Linked DNA regions of Homo sapiens: all the other regions are linked to region 1. The links are chromatin contacts, found by Hi-C or POLR2A ChIA-PET in ENCODE. All regions are on one chromosome and are shown on one strand. The core of a region is the stretch at or near the end of the contact, and the rest is flanking DNA. Distances in the headings are between cores, read along the strand shown. Region 1 overlaps ST6GAL1 (ST6 beta-galactoside alpha-2,6-sialyltransferase 1). Region 2 holds the start of LINC02043 (long intergenic non-protein coding RNA 2043). Region 3 holds the start of RPL39L (ribosomal protein L39 like).

Evidence for each region. A loop is a pair of places that touch in the nucleus more often than their neighbours do. ChIA-PET counts read pairs that join two places held with the same protein, here RNA polymerase II (POLR2A). Pooled maps may share reads with other maps.
Region 2: a pooled map shows a loop between it and region 1 (4-fold over the local background). The contact joins the promoter of LINC02043 here to the enhancer-like site in region 1. A Hi-C loop is called at or near these places in 8 of 50 pooled maps. POLR2A ChIA-PET finds 5 or more read pairs at or near these places in 3 of 52 experiments (WTC11, activated B cell and activated naive CD4-positive, alpha-beta T cell).
Region 3: a pooled map shows a loop between it and region 1 (5-fold over the local background). The contact joins the promoter of RPL39L here to the enhancer-like site in region 1. A Hi-C loop is called at or near these places in 2 of 168 maps with a recorded cell type or tissue (CD4-positive, alpha-beta memory T cell and OCI-LY7), 7 of 37 single-sample maps with no recorded cell type and 12 of 50 pooled maps. POLR2A ChIA-PET finds 5 or more read pairs at or near these places in 5 of 52 experiments (AG04450, OCI-LY7, Panc1 and 2 more).

The regions. Positions count from the first base shown.
Region 1 is chr3:186,998,645-187,002,869 of GRCh38, reverse strand. All of the region lies in intron 2 of ST6GAL1 (ST6 beta-galactoside alpha-2,6-sialyltransferase 1), which reads right to left. Among named protein-coding and RNA genes, the nearest start is that of ST6GAL1, 70 kb to the right of the region's middle. RefSeq lists enhancers at 1,641-1,760, 1,901-1,950, 1,961-2,180, 2,719-3,609, 3,610-4,225. Within about 2 kb of position 1,934, at least 10 of the 41 ENCODE cell types and tissues checked have a DNase peak (open chromatin) inside an H3K27ac peak, as active enhancers do; they include OCI-LY7, where a contact is called at or near this core.
Region 2 is chr3:186,823,470-186,827,694 of GRCh38, reverse strand. It overlaps LINC02043 (long intergenic non-protein coding RNA 2043), which reads left to right and starts at 2,174. Exons shown (of 4, transcript NR_125409.1): 1 at 2,174-2,388; 2 at 2,983-3,253; 3 at 4,074-4,150. It also overlaps the pseudogene MCF2L2P1. RefSeq lists a silencer at 102-341.
Region 3 is chr3:187,137,204-187,141,428 of GRCh38, reverse strand. RPL39L (ribosomal protein L39 like) reads left to right here and starts at 1,933. Exons shown (of 3, transcript NM_052969.3): 1 at 1,933-2,216. RefSeq lists a silencer at 1,793-2,022 and enhancers at 2,063-2,212, 2,253-2,352, 2,221-2,727, 3,917-4,225.

The DNA of each region.
Region 1 (4,225 bases), core at 685-3,184:
AATAGTATACAAAATATACTTTCTAATAATTTGTGAACCTGTGCTTTTAAAGAATTATAATGGAGAATTTTCTGGGTAAGGGTAATTATGCACACACACATACATGCTATTGATTCAGAATCATCTGAATCAAGGGACATTTCAGAACCCTTTCTGCTGATACGCCCAGAGTTGAGATTTTACCCAGAAACAGAAACAGACAAATCACACAACTTTCCTCACCCCAAATCCTAAGCAAAGGTAATTGGCACAGACAGGAATTGATGAGATGTTGGCAGAGAGGAGATGCTTAGCGGCAAGAAAGCCACAATGAACCTCCCAGCCAATGCCTCACAGAGTGCAAGGCCATGTAAAAAATGAGGGAAAGAAGTCCTTGGCATTTTCCAGACATAATGACTACATTGACTTTTCCTGAGGGAAAGTTGGACAGACCAGGGAGAGGAATGAGCTGTGCTCAAGGGTCTTTTGGGTCATTTCTTTGCATTTCCTAAAGAATATGTTTTTTACCTTATCATGTAGACAACTTTGATCTGTGCTGCTGAGCATAAAGAAACATTTGATAGCTTCCATAAACCTGACAGTTTGACACTAAGTGTGGGAGGGAAATCACTAAACTAATAAGTATATGAAATATCATCCCTTCTTTGTGGAATTATGAGCTCATTCATCTCCAAAACAAAATTACATTAAAAGCTTCAGACACACGAAAATGTTGATTTGCCTCCCATTTGTTTCAAGATGGCCTTAAACCTAGAATGTGGACTTAAAAATACACCATAACAGAAAATATGGTCAGATCTAACAGCTAATTACAACACCAATATAAGGCAACAAAGCTCTCTCTTTGGTAGAGTAGAAAATAAAGCTAAAAACATTGTTTGTTTGTTTTGTTTTTGGGTTTTTTTTTTTTTTTTGAGACAAAGTCTCACTCTGTTGTCCAGGCTGGAGTGCAGTGGCGTGATCTCGGCTCACTGCAACCTCCGCCTCCCGGGTTCAAGCAATTCTCCTGCCTCAGCCTCCTGAGTAGCTGGGATTACAGGCGCGCGCCACCACACCCGGCTAATTTTTGTATTTTTAGTAGAGACGGGGTTTCACCATGTTGACCAGGCTGGTCTCAAACTCCTGACCTCGTGATCTGCCCGCCTGGGCCTCCCAAAGTGCTGAGATTACAGGAGTGAGCCACTGAGCCCGGCCGTTTGTTTGTTTTTCATTACATATATGGTGGGCCCTTTATGTGCAGGACACTGTGTGAAATGCATTTTCTCACTTAAACCCCTAACATGATGCTGAAGTAGATGCCATAATCCCATTTTACAGATGAAGCTGAAGTCCAGAAAGGTCAGCCATTTGACCAAAGTGGGCCTCCAGAAAGCAATGGAAGTGAGATCCAAACCCAGGTTTACAACAGTTATTGAGCACTACTTATGTGCCAGGCACTGATCTCAGCACTTTTCAAGTATTAACAGATTTAATCCCCACTGCAATATTACAGGGAGACATTGCTGTCACCTGATTTTAGATGAAGAAATGAGGCAGAGAAAGGTAAAATAATTTGTCCAAAGTCACACATCCCTCTGATTCAATGCCTGAGACAGATCTATGTGCAGTGGAGGGTATGGAAAGTGACATGCAGGTCATCCCTTTCCTCGGGCTGTGGACATTTCAGAATGTCCAGGGTTCGGGTAGGAACACTGAGTTCTACCTCGCTTCTGTGCCACTGTGGGAAGTTGAGGCCAAACTTAGTGAAGCCACATGGCCAGCTTGAAACCTGTGGGTCTTCGGGTTTGGCTCTCACCATTCATCTGCAAAGAAAAGCTGTGTAACCCACCTTCTCCCGAGGAAGGCACCTTTCTGCCAACAATGGCCTCACCTGACACTCTGGTCAGTTACACAAGCACTGTTCTAAAAAGCATCTGGGGAAGTACGCACAAATGCATGGCCCATTTCTACTCCAGTTAAATTTAGCAAAACTTTGAGTAAATTTTCACACCCAATGCTGGTGATTAATAGCAAAACAGTTGTGCTCATGTATCACTCATGGCTGGGAAAACAGAAGTGAAACCTTACGAAAATACCTCAGAACAACCAACAATAGTTGAAAAACAGAAAAGAAACATAAATGTGTGGGTGCCTACTGTAGCATCAAATGTAATGCTGAGAAAATTTGGAACAACCTAAATATCTAGCCATAGGAACAAGCAAAATTGTGATCCAGAAGTCCATCGATTGCCTATGAAGCCATTAACAAAAGACATGCACTATAAAGATGAAAAACAATGTTTATAGAAACAAAATAAACTTTTTTTTGAGCCAGAGTCTCGATCTTGTCACCCAGGCTGGAGTGCAATGGCAAAATCTTGGCTCACTGCCACCTCGGCCTCCCGGGTTCAAGCGATTCTCCTGCCTCAGCCTCCCGAGTAGCTGGGATTACGGGCACCTCCACCAAGCCTAGCTAATTTTTTTTTTTTTTTTTTGTATTTTTAGTAGAGATGGGGTTTCACCATGTTGGCCAGGCTGGTCTCGAACTCCTAACCTCAGGTGATCCACCCACCTCAGCCTCCCAAAGTGCTGAGATTACAGACGTGAGCCACCACATCCGGCCCAAAATAAACTTTTGGTCAACACTAAAATTGTAATTCTATTAAAAGCTTGCTTTGCAAACAGACTATGATTACAAGTGACCATTGTTACAAGTGAACAGTAATGTGTCAGGAGGCAGGATACATTTTAAAAATGTATCTTGGCTGGGCACCATGACTCATGCTTATGAATCCCATCACTTTGAGAGGCCAAGGCAGGAAGAATGCTGGAGGCCAGAGGTTCAAGATCCGTCTGGCCAACATACTCTACAAAAATGTTCTTAAAATAGCTCAGTGTGATAGTGCACGCCTATAGTCCCAGCTACTCAGGAGGCTGAGACAGGAGGATCCCAAGCCCACAAGTTCAAGGCTGCAGTGAACTACAATAGCCACTCCAGCCTGGGCAACAGAGGAGGACTCTGTCTCTAAAAAAAATATAAATAAATAAAAGTGTATCTTTACTGCTGTCATAATGTTTGTGAGTAAAACAAGAAAAACAAGTTTAGCACCAAGTTTGTTGCCCCCAGAGCACGCACATGGCCCTCCTACTCCACTTACCCTCCATTAGAATATAGTAGTCTTGGCTGGACACGGTGGCTCATGACTGTAATCCCAGTGCTTTAGGAGGCCAAGACGGGAGGATCATGAGGTCAGGAGATCGAGACCATCCTGGCTAACACGGTGAAACCCCATCTCTACTAAAAATACAAAATTAGCCAGGCGCAGTGGTGCACTCCTGTAGTCCCAGCTACTCGGGAGGCTGAGGCAGGAGAATGGCCTGAACCAGGGAGGCGGAGCTTGCAGTGAGCCGAGATCGTGCCACTGCACTCCAGTCTGGGCTACGGAGTGAGACTCCGTCTCAAAAAAAAAAAAAAAAGAGATTATAGTAGTCTTCCTTCAAGGCGACAAATCCGGGCCTACTTCTTCCCCGGATGTCTTGCCTTAGCATAGGGGACAGAAACACATTTATTCAGCACCCATAATGGCCTGGCCCTGACATAGCTGAGCTGTTCCTATGCATTATCACCTTGAATGACACACACCTTCTACGAGGCGAGTGGTGTTAATGGTCCCACGGCCCTAGACAGAGGCTTACCGCCTAGTGAAAGGATTCCCTTAACTTTCGCATATGCATTTAAAAAGGAGGATTCCCTTTACTTCCCCAGGGCCAGCTGCCTCCACAAGAGCAAGTTTAACAATGGTTTGGAAATAAGATACCCCTGCATTGCCCCCGGGCCCCCTTCCTGGTCGGCTGGCAGTTGGCCACAGTGGGAAGAGGAGGGAGAGGCCAGGATCCAGTTCTGTTGCTTTCCAGCTTCGTGCCCCCCAGGCAAGTTACCTAACCTCTCTGGGCTTCATTTCCTCAACCATTAGATAGTTCTGTAATAAACTTTTCACGTGATTATTGAACTATATGAAATAATATACGTAAAATGCTTAGAACTGGGCTCCACAATGCAACAGCCACTAGCCAGATGTGGCTAGGCCAGATGAGACGTGCTGTAAGTGTAAAAATACACACTGAAGATTTCTTATGGAAAAAGGAATGTAGAAAGTATGATTCGTAATTTTATATTGATTACATGAGAAAGTAAGAGTATTTTGAATATATTGAGTTAAATAAAATACAGTTGATCCTTAAACAG
Region 2 (4,225 bases), core at 925-3,424, 180 kb after region 1:
AGGCTGGGCAGCCGGCGCTGGCGGGTGGGAGCAGCCCCGAGCCAGCTCCGGCTCCTCCTAGGCTCGGCCGAGCCTTAGGAGGCGTGGCCTCCGCGAGCGTCTGCCTCCGCCCGCCGCGCTCGCGCAGGCGCACTAGGGGTCCCCGTCCCGCGAGGTCCTTCGCCGGGCGGCGGGAGCTAGACGAGCACGCAGGGCACCCCTCGGGCTCCCGGGAGGCGGCCCTGGGCGTCCCCTTTCTGCCGCCGCCGCGGCCCCGGCTGCTTTCTGCGTAGCTGGGCAGGGCCCGGGCCCCCACATCGCCTCTCTCGGGAATGCGGGCGCTCTGGAGCCGGGGAGCCGGGGCGACCGCAGGGAGGGCAGCTCTCCGGGGTGGAGGTCCTCGGGCGCCGCGCCCTCGCCTGGAAACCAGCCGTCGCCCCCGCAGGAGTCAGCCGGCGTGGACGCCCCAGCACGCTCCTTCTTGGTGCTGCCGGTCGCCCTGCAATTCCGAGAAGAAAGTCAGAGACGCCGTGGCCCACAGAGGCGCTTAGTTTTCCTCGCTCACACTCACGTTGCTTCCTCATCGCGTTCTTCTTTTTCTCCCTGGGTGCTTTCTCTCCTCTCCAGGAAAGCGGATTTGGAGGAACAGGTTTCGTGACTGTCATCCAACTGGAAAAGGCCCCGCGAGCTGGAAGGGGGGGCGGGGGGGGGGACGGGTGCACCCTCAGAGTTATTGCTGGAGGCTGTGGCCAGGCCGGGCAATGTGGTGACTTCCGCTGGCAGGCTGAGGCCCACCCCAGCCCTCCCACCTGGGCCACGGGGCTCTCAGCGGGAGCCCCAGTTATGACCGGACACCAGCGCACCGCCAAGGAGACAGCCACGTGGGGACATGCCGGGCTAGCAGGGTCAGAGCCACTTTGAGGACTAGTGACCTCGGTTCCCTGGCTTAACCAGGTCCTTATGGGTGAGAATCCTGAAGAGGGGGAGAGGGATGGAGGCGAGGGACAGTAGGCAGGAGGAGCTGATGAATAGGAAGGAGGAAGAAGATGAAATAAACAAGAAAGAAAGAAATTACGTTCAGAGCGCTGCTCACCTTTTCCATGTCTTCTGCACCTTCATAGCCTTCAAAGGTGTCCATGGAGCTAAACTCCCTGCTGGAGCAGCCTTGGGGAAAGAAAGGAAAGGATGGGGCCTCTCTGGGGTGGGAGGACAGCCCCTCTGCCCATGGCAGGGTGTAGCAGGCAGTGCCTGTTGCAGGCGGGGTCCTCCCCATCTCTAACTCCTGCTCTCCCAGGGCCTGCACTCCGCTGGGCTGTGAAGGGAGTCTGATTTTTTCAGGCTCTTTCCAGCGCTGAAATGCCTTAATTCACTGAGAAGAAGCGTCCACATGCTTTTCATGGCCCTACCTCCCTGTTCGTCCAAGAAAACAGTCGTCTTTTTTGCTTGCCTGTCTTCTAACCATGCCTCCGTCCCTTCTTCCTCCCCTGTCTATTTCCCACCCTCCTCCCCTTCTTGCCTCCTTTTCTTTCCCGTAATTAATGTCCATTTCCCATCTCCCTGGCAGCCTCTGCCAAGTGTCACTGCTCCCCATAAGGGAAAATAAGAGGAACAAGCAAGTGCATCCATCCCTGCCTCTCTCCGCAGTGAACTGATAAACCCATCAGTCTTGCCCGTGGTGCACCTGTTACATCCCCGGGAGGTGTTGGACACTGTGGGGAACAGCAGCCACCGCCAAATACTCAGCAACTGCCCTGTGCCTGGTGGGATGGTAGGCGTTTGTCAAAGTTTAAGCCTCACAACCCTGTAAGGGTCTCAGCCCCCTTTACAGTTGGGGAAACAGACAGCAATGGTCACTTGGCCAAGTCCTCTTGGCCTGTGGCAGGGCAGCTGGCTTCTCCAGCCCTGCTGCTCTTTACCCTCGCTCTGAGTGAGATGCGGTTTCTGCGCCACACGGCTCACAAGCCAGGGTAGGGAGCCGAGCATCTGCATAAAGCTCCCAGCACAGGGCAGCCCCAGACTGAGGCTCGGCTGAGTAATCCACGCGGCGGGAGCCGTGCTAGGAAAGTGTCTGCTCAGGCGAGAATTCAGGGAGGTTTGGGCAGGCCTTGAGGGGCGGACAGGACTGGAGAGGGAGGGCCTTCTGGGCAGAGGCATGGCGGGAGGGCTGTAGGCGGCAGTGGAGGGAGCTGCAGTTATCTGGGTGAGCAGGCAGCGGACAAGTGACGTCTCCCGGCCTGCTGCCCCAGGCCCCCCACAAGCCGCGTTCTGGGGCCGTGGCCTCCCCAGAGCAGATCAGTGGGGGCTGTGTGAGCAACACTGGGGGCAGCTGGGCAGCGCCTCCCTGGAGGCCCCTCTGAAATCCCGCCGGATGCTGGCAGGCTCCAAGGGGGCTGGACACCATCTTCTCAGGTTGAAGCAAGTCCTGGTTGAGTTCCTAGTCCAGGAGGTGGGATGGGTGAGGGGTGGAGGGCAGAGGAGAAACTGCGTCAGGGATGTGTCCGCCACCTTCATCCTCCAGACGGGACTTGGGAGCGGCTGCAGGAAACCCTGAGAGATTCCTCTTTAGGGAAGTCATCCAGCCCTGGGGTCCCCTTATGCCGGGAGCAGTGAGGACAGAAGAATGACCATCTATCTTGCTGAAAGCTCTGTGAGGGAGGAACGGAAGAACGGAGGGAGCTACGACCTTGACCATCCCCTGAGTGTCCATGGCCTCTGTGCTCCGGATGATGCCGGGGCTGCCAGGGACCACAGAGCCACCCACTGGGAGGCTGGGGGTTGGCCTGGCTCAGGGGCGTTCGTCAGCCATAGACACCCACAGCATGTGGTGGGCAGGGCTGGGAGGTGACACAGGAACTGAAAAACCTGAGAAGCTCCAGCCACTCCGCAGGGTAAGTGCCACCTGGGGTAAAATGATTAGCTGGTTCCAGCCCCTCCGCAGGGTAAGTGGCACCTGGGGTAAAATGACTGCCTGGAGCTGGCAGCTGCTTTCTCTGCTCTCCCCAGGGCCCTGCAGGGAAGCGTGGAAAGGCGGCACAGGGCTGGACCCAGAGGAGCTCTCAGATGCTGGACTGGACTGTTTCAGGGGTCATCTAGCCCATTCCCCGCCTCCAGGCGAGGATTTGCTTGAGCCTGGAAAGATGAAGGATCCTCCCAGTGCCGTCAAGCCCCGGATTCCACCTCCCTGTAGGTGGACTGCCAGCGCAGGCCCTGACAACGCAGAGAAAGACACAGGACCCAGCTGGGCCAGTGACAGCAGGAGCTCCTGGTGCCACAGGTGAGGGTGGGGACGCCTGGAGCACCATGGGGGTCCTGGTTTAGTCTACAGCAGGGTCTTAAAATAGGATGTAAGTGTTACATCTTGACACAGTGTACACATGCTGACACATATTAAAACAAATTTTACACAGCAGTATTATCCTGAGTATGAGTGACGCCTTTTAAGGAGTTTATATTCTATTAATTCCCTTTTTAAAATGCTGGTCCACATCCACTGAATTGATTTTATGACCTACTAATAATGTGTTATAACCCACAATTAGAAAGGCACCGTTCTAGGGCAGGGCAGAGGGAGACAGAAAAGAAAGAGAAGCAGAAAGGAAATAATAAGGACAAAGGGAAGGAAGAACAAAGTGAGGTCAGAGTGGAGGAGGGTGTTTTGTGGGAGGTCACACAAATGCCTGCCATGATGTCCCTTCAGCCCTCTCCTAACACAAACCACATCCCACTCTGTGTCTGCCCTTAAGTCTTTTCCATTGGACCCTGGGTTTATATTTTATTAATATAAAAGAATATATTTTTGGTGGAAGGGATATATAATAGAATATATATAATATATAGAGATAAGATAAATAGAATATATATAATATATAGAGATAAGATATATATAATAGAATATATAATATGTATAGATAAGATACATATAATAGAATATATATAATATATATAGATAAGATATATATAATAGAATATATGTTTGGTGGAAGGGCTATCTTTTTCACCTCTGTAAACCCACAGCTTCTAGCAGAAGAATTAGAATCAGGCAAAAAGCTTAGAGAACACCCCACCCCTAAGTCAAAAAAATTCTCATTTTGCAGGAATGGAAACTGTGACTCATAATAGCCAGCTAGTCAATGATTATTCCCCCCAGTCCCTGGCGCATCAAGATTTGCTGGTAGGTGGTCATAAGCATCATTTTTTTATTTCTAAAGTGAAGACAATGATATCTACTTTGGAGATTTAGTGGAAG
Region 3 (4,225 bases), core at 684-3,183, 140 kb before region 1:
CCACTGCACTCCAGTATGGGCGATAGAGACTCCTCAAAGAAAAAAAAAACAACTATATGAATTAAAGCTTACATTAACAACAAATAAGAGTTTGAATGTGTTATCCTGCATATGGAAATCAGATAGGTCTTTGAAGAAAAACTGCAACCTCCGCCTCCCAGGTTCAAGCGCTTCTCCTGCCTCAGCTTTCTGAGTAGCTAGGACTACAGGCACGTACCACCACGTTTGACTAATTTTTGTATTTTTAGTAGAAACAGGGTTTCATCATGTTGGCCAGGATAGTCTCGATCTCCTGACCTGGTGATCCACCCGCTTCGGCCTCCCAAAGTGCTGGGATTACAGGCGTGAGCCACTGCATCCGGCCAGAAAAACATTTTAAAATACTTTGTACACTATTTGAAATGACTATGGAATGCTTGTTTCAATCAATAAAAAAAAGAAATATGAAATGTGAAATGCTTGTTTCAATCAATAAAAAAAAGAAATGTGAAATGTAAAATTTAATAAAATTTAAATTTTAGATACATTTAAAATGTCAAAGTCCTCCTTAAGCTTCAAGAAAATAAAATCAATCTCCTTAAAATGAACAAATTATGATGAATTCGTCAAAAATATTTATATTGTGTTAACCTCATTTACCAAGACATTTCAAATTTACATCTTTGTGTCTGTTAAAGACAGATTTAGAAATACACTAATTTTATTCAAATACAGTTTTTAGTTATGATGATTAGATTTAAAGATATGTGTGATCGGTCAGTTTATGATTATGTAGAATAACATGTCAATATTTACAGGATAATGCAGGTAGGTAAGACACCTGTTCTACTATTGCATGATTTCATGATTTAACTGGTGTAATTAGGAAAGGTTTTAGATCTAATTCGAACTGTCATATCCACTTTTTTTTTTTTTTTTTTTTTTTTTTTTTTTTTTTTTTGAGATGCAGTCTCACTCTGTTGCCCAGGCTGGAGTACAGCTCATTGCAACCTCTGCCTCCAGGGTTCAACCGATTCTCGTGCCTCAGCCTCCTGAGCAGCTGGGATTACAGGCACCCGCCACCACGCCTGGCTAGTTTTTGTATTTTTGTAGAGACAGGGTTTCATCATGTTGGCCAGGCTGGTCTCGAACTCCTGACCTGAAGTAAACCACCCACCTTGGCCTCCCGAAATGCTGGGAAGATATACTTCTAATAACAGCATTTCCAACTACATTACTTGGTTGAAACAGTTGAAACTGCCATTGCAGTTGCAGTAAAGGTAACAAGAGGTAAACTTCTAATATGTAACAGGAGATTTGACTTTTCTCATATGTAACAGGAGATTTGACTTTTCATCTAGAATTAGAACCAAAATCGTTAAATTTGTATAGATATTTGCATTAGCAGAAATCCCATTTTGTTCATGTTGTTTTTAAATAAAGTGACTCGTTTAAAATTTAGTTGCATTTTAAAAATCTGTGTTATGGGAGTGGTAATACTGACTCCAGGCAGGGAAATGAGACAATTGTTAGAGACGCAGGGATGGAGCTGAGAGGTCCTCCTGGTCTCCAATGGCCCGGCGGTGGCTCGATGGGAGGGAGAGCGCCCCCTGGAGGCATTGGCGGTTCCTGGCTCGTGTGCTCGCGGGAACCCAAGCTGTGAGCCTCTGGCCCCGCCAGGGCGTACGAATCCTTTCCTCGTTTATCCAGTATTAAGTCACGCTGTGTGCTAAGTACCGTGGCCAGGCAGCAGCTAGACAACGCGCTGAGGTAAAATAGAGAACTAAGGAAGAATGGGGGACCCCAAAGTCAACTTGGTGACACATCACACGCAGGAGTCGGACCCACGGCTCCCCGAGCCACAGCTCAGTGGGGCGGGACCGCCCGGGCCTGGGCGGGGCCGGGGCGGGGCCTGTCACGGGGGAAATCACCGCCCTAGCATCCGGGGAAATCGCGGTCTTAGCATCCGGCGCGCGGCGGTTGAATTGCTGCGCCCAGCGAGGCAACCGCCTCCGAACGCCAGGTGGGGGCGAGGCGTCTCGGAGTCTCAGAGACACCAAGGCCCCTGCGACAAGGTGGCTGCAGCTAGGCCGGGGGCGTCAGGACGACGGAGCGGGTTCGGGTCGGTGACACGCAGACCTGAGGGAGCTGGGCCCGCCTTTTCCGCCCGCGCCCCAGGCCCTTGCAGATCGAGATTTGCGTCCTAGAGTGGGAAAAAAGCAGAGGCCAGGGCGCCGGTAAGTAAAGGTTCCTCCTCACCCGCCGCCAGGGCCCGGTCCGCCCAACGAGCAGGGCGGCGTGAGGGTCACGGGCTGGAAACAACAATGCCACAGCTCAAGCCGACTCCAACAGTAGTAGCGTTTTTGTTTGTTTGTTTGTTTGTTTGTTTTTTGAGACAGGGTCTCCCTCCGTCGCCCAGGCTGGAGTGCAGTGGTGTGATCTCGGCTCACTGCAACCTCCGCCTCCGGATTCAAGCGATTCTCCCGCCTTAGCCTCCTGAGTAGCTGGGGTTACAGGCGCGCGCCACCACACTCGGCTAATTTTTGTATTTTTAGTAAAGACGGGTTTCACCATATTGGTCACACCAGTCTCGAACTCCCGACCTCAGGTGATCCGCCCGCCTCGGCCTCCCAAAGTGCTGGGATTACAGGCGTGAGGCACTGCTCCTGGCCTACAGTAGTGGCTTCTGGAGGCCACTCAGGCACCCCCTGTTTCTAGCTTAGAGAAGGAGGAAATCGACAATAAAGTAGCCTTAAAGGGATCCATGTTCCGCCCTGCCACCTCTTCAGATGTCAGCGTTGTCCAACTAGTGTCCCTAGAATTACCCAGGATGTGAGTGGCACTGATTCATCAGTGGTTTAATCAGCAAAACCAAGTGTCTTACCTATCTGCCTCATCTGCTCACTGCCTCTTTCCAAGGCGTTCTCACAGGCGCAAACACTTTCTTTTCCTCCATTAATTCCAGTAGGTAAGATTTTGCAGTCTCCTTTAAGGTCCCCGTTTCTCAAAGATAGCCCAAGGAATCTCGCCACTTCCTTGCCTTTTACACATCTGGATTCATCCAGAGACATAAACCCTGACCAGGACTAGCTTCAAAAGGGTCCCACCCGTGCAGTCACATAGGGCTCAGAAGGGCCCTGTACTTACTTTCTTGCTCTGCTATGGCAATCTTGAAATTCTTAATTTTTAAACCAGCACCCGCCTCCCCTCCCCGCCACCTCCACAACATTTTCATTTTGCACTGGGCCTGGCCTTAATTCTCAATTTTCTCAAAGGCTGTCATGTAACTATATAAAAATATAGTTAAAAGAGTTTCTTCTCTAGACATGTCTTTAGTCACTAGGACATCAAGAGACAGGACGGATGCTTCTATTAACTGAGAGTTGTTGGAATCATAAAGGCTTTGTAATCCAATAGTCACCCTCCACGCCTTCTCAATTTCAGAACCTAAGAGAGTTTGCTTAGAGAAAGAACCTGAGAGGTTGTAAAGCTGAGCTGACCAAAGCTCATTGAATCACATGTAGCTATTCAGCACTTGAAATGTGGCTGGTCTGAAAAAAGATGTGCTACAAATGTTAAAACGCACACCAGCTTTTAAAGTCTCTTTTTTTCCTTTTTTTTTTTTTTTGAGACGGAGTATCCTTCTGTCGCTGGAGTGCAGTGGCGCAATCCTGGCTCACTGCAACTTCTGCTGCCTGGGTTCAAGTGATTCTCCCGTCTCAGCCTCCCGAGTAGCTGGGATTGTGGTAGCTGTGCCTGCCACCACACCCGGCTAATTTTTGTATTTTTAGTAAAGACGGGGTTTCACCATGTTGGCCATGGTTGGCCAGGCTGGTCTCGAATTCCTGACCTCAGATGATCTGCCCGCATCAGCCTCCCAAAGTGCTGGGATTGCAGGCGTGAGCCACCGCACCCGGCCAATTTTTCTTTTTCTTTTTTGAAGACGGAGTCTTACTCTGTTGCCCAGGCTGGAGTGCAGTGGTGCAACCTCGGCTCACTGCAGCCTCCGCCTCCCGGGTTCAGGTGATCCTCCTGCCTCACCTCCCCAAGTAGCTGGGACTACAGGCATGTGCCACCACGCTGTCTAATTATTTTGTATTTTTAGTAGAGACGGGGTTTCACCATGTTGGCCAGGCTGGTCTGGAACTCCTGACCTCAGGTGATCCTGAGCATTTTGGCCTCCCAAAATGCTGGGATTACAGGTGTGAGCCACTGCACCTGACACTTTTTTTTTTTTTTTTTTTTT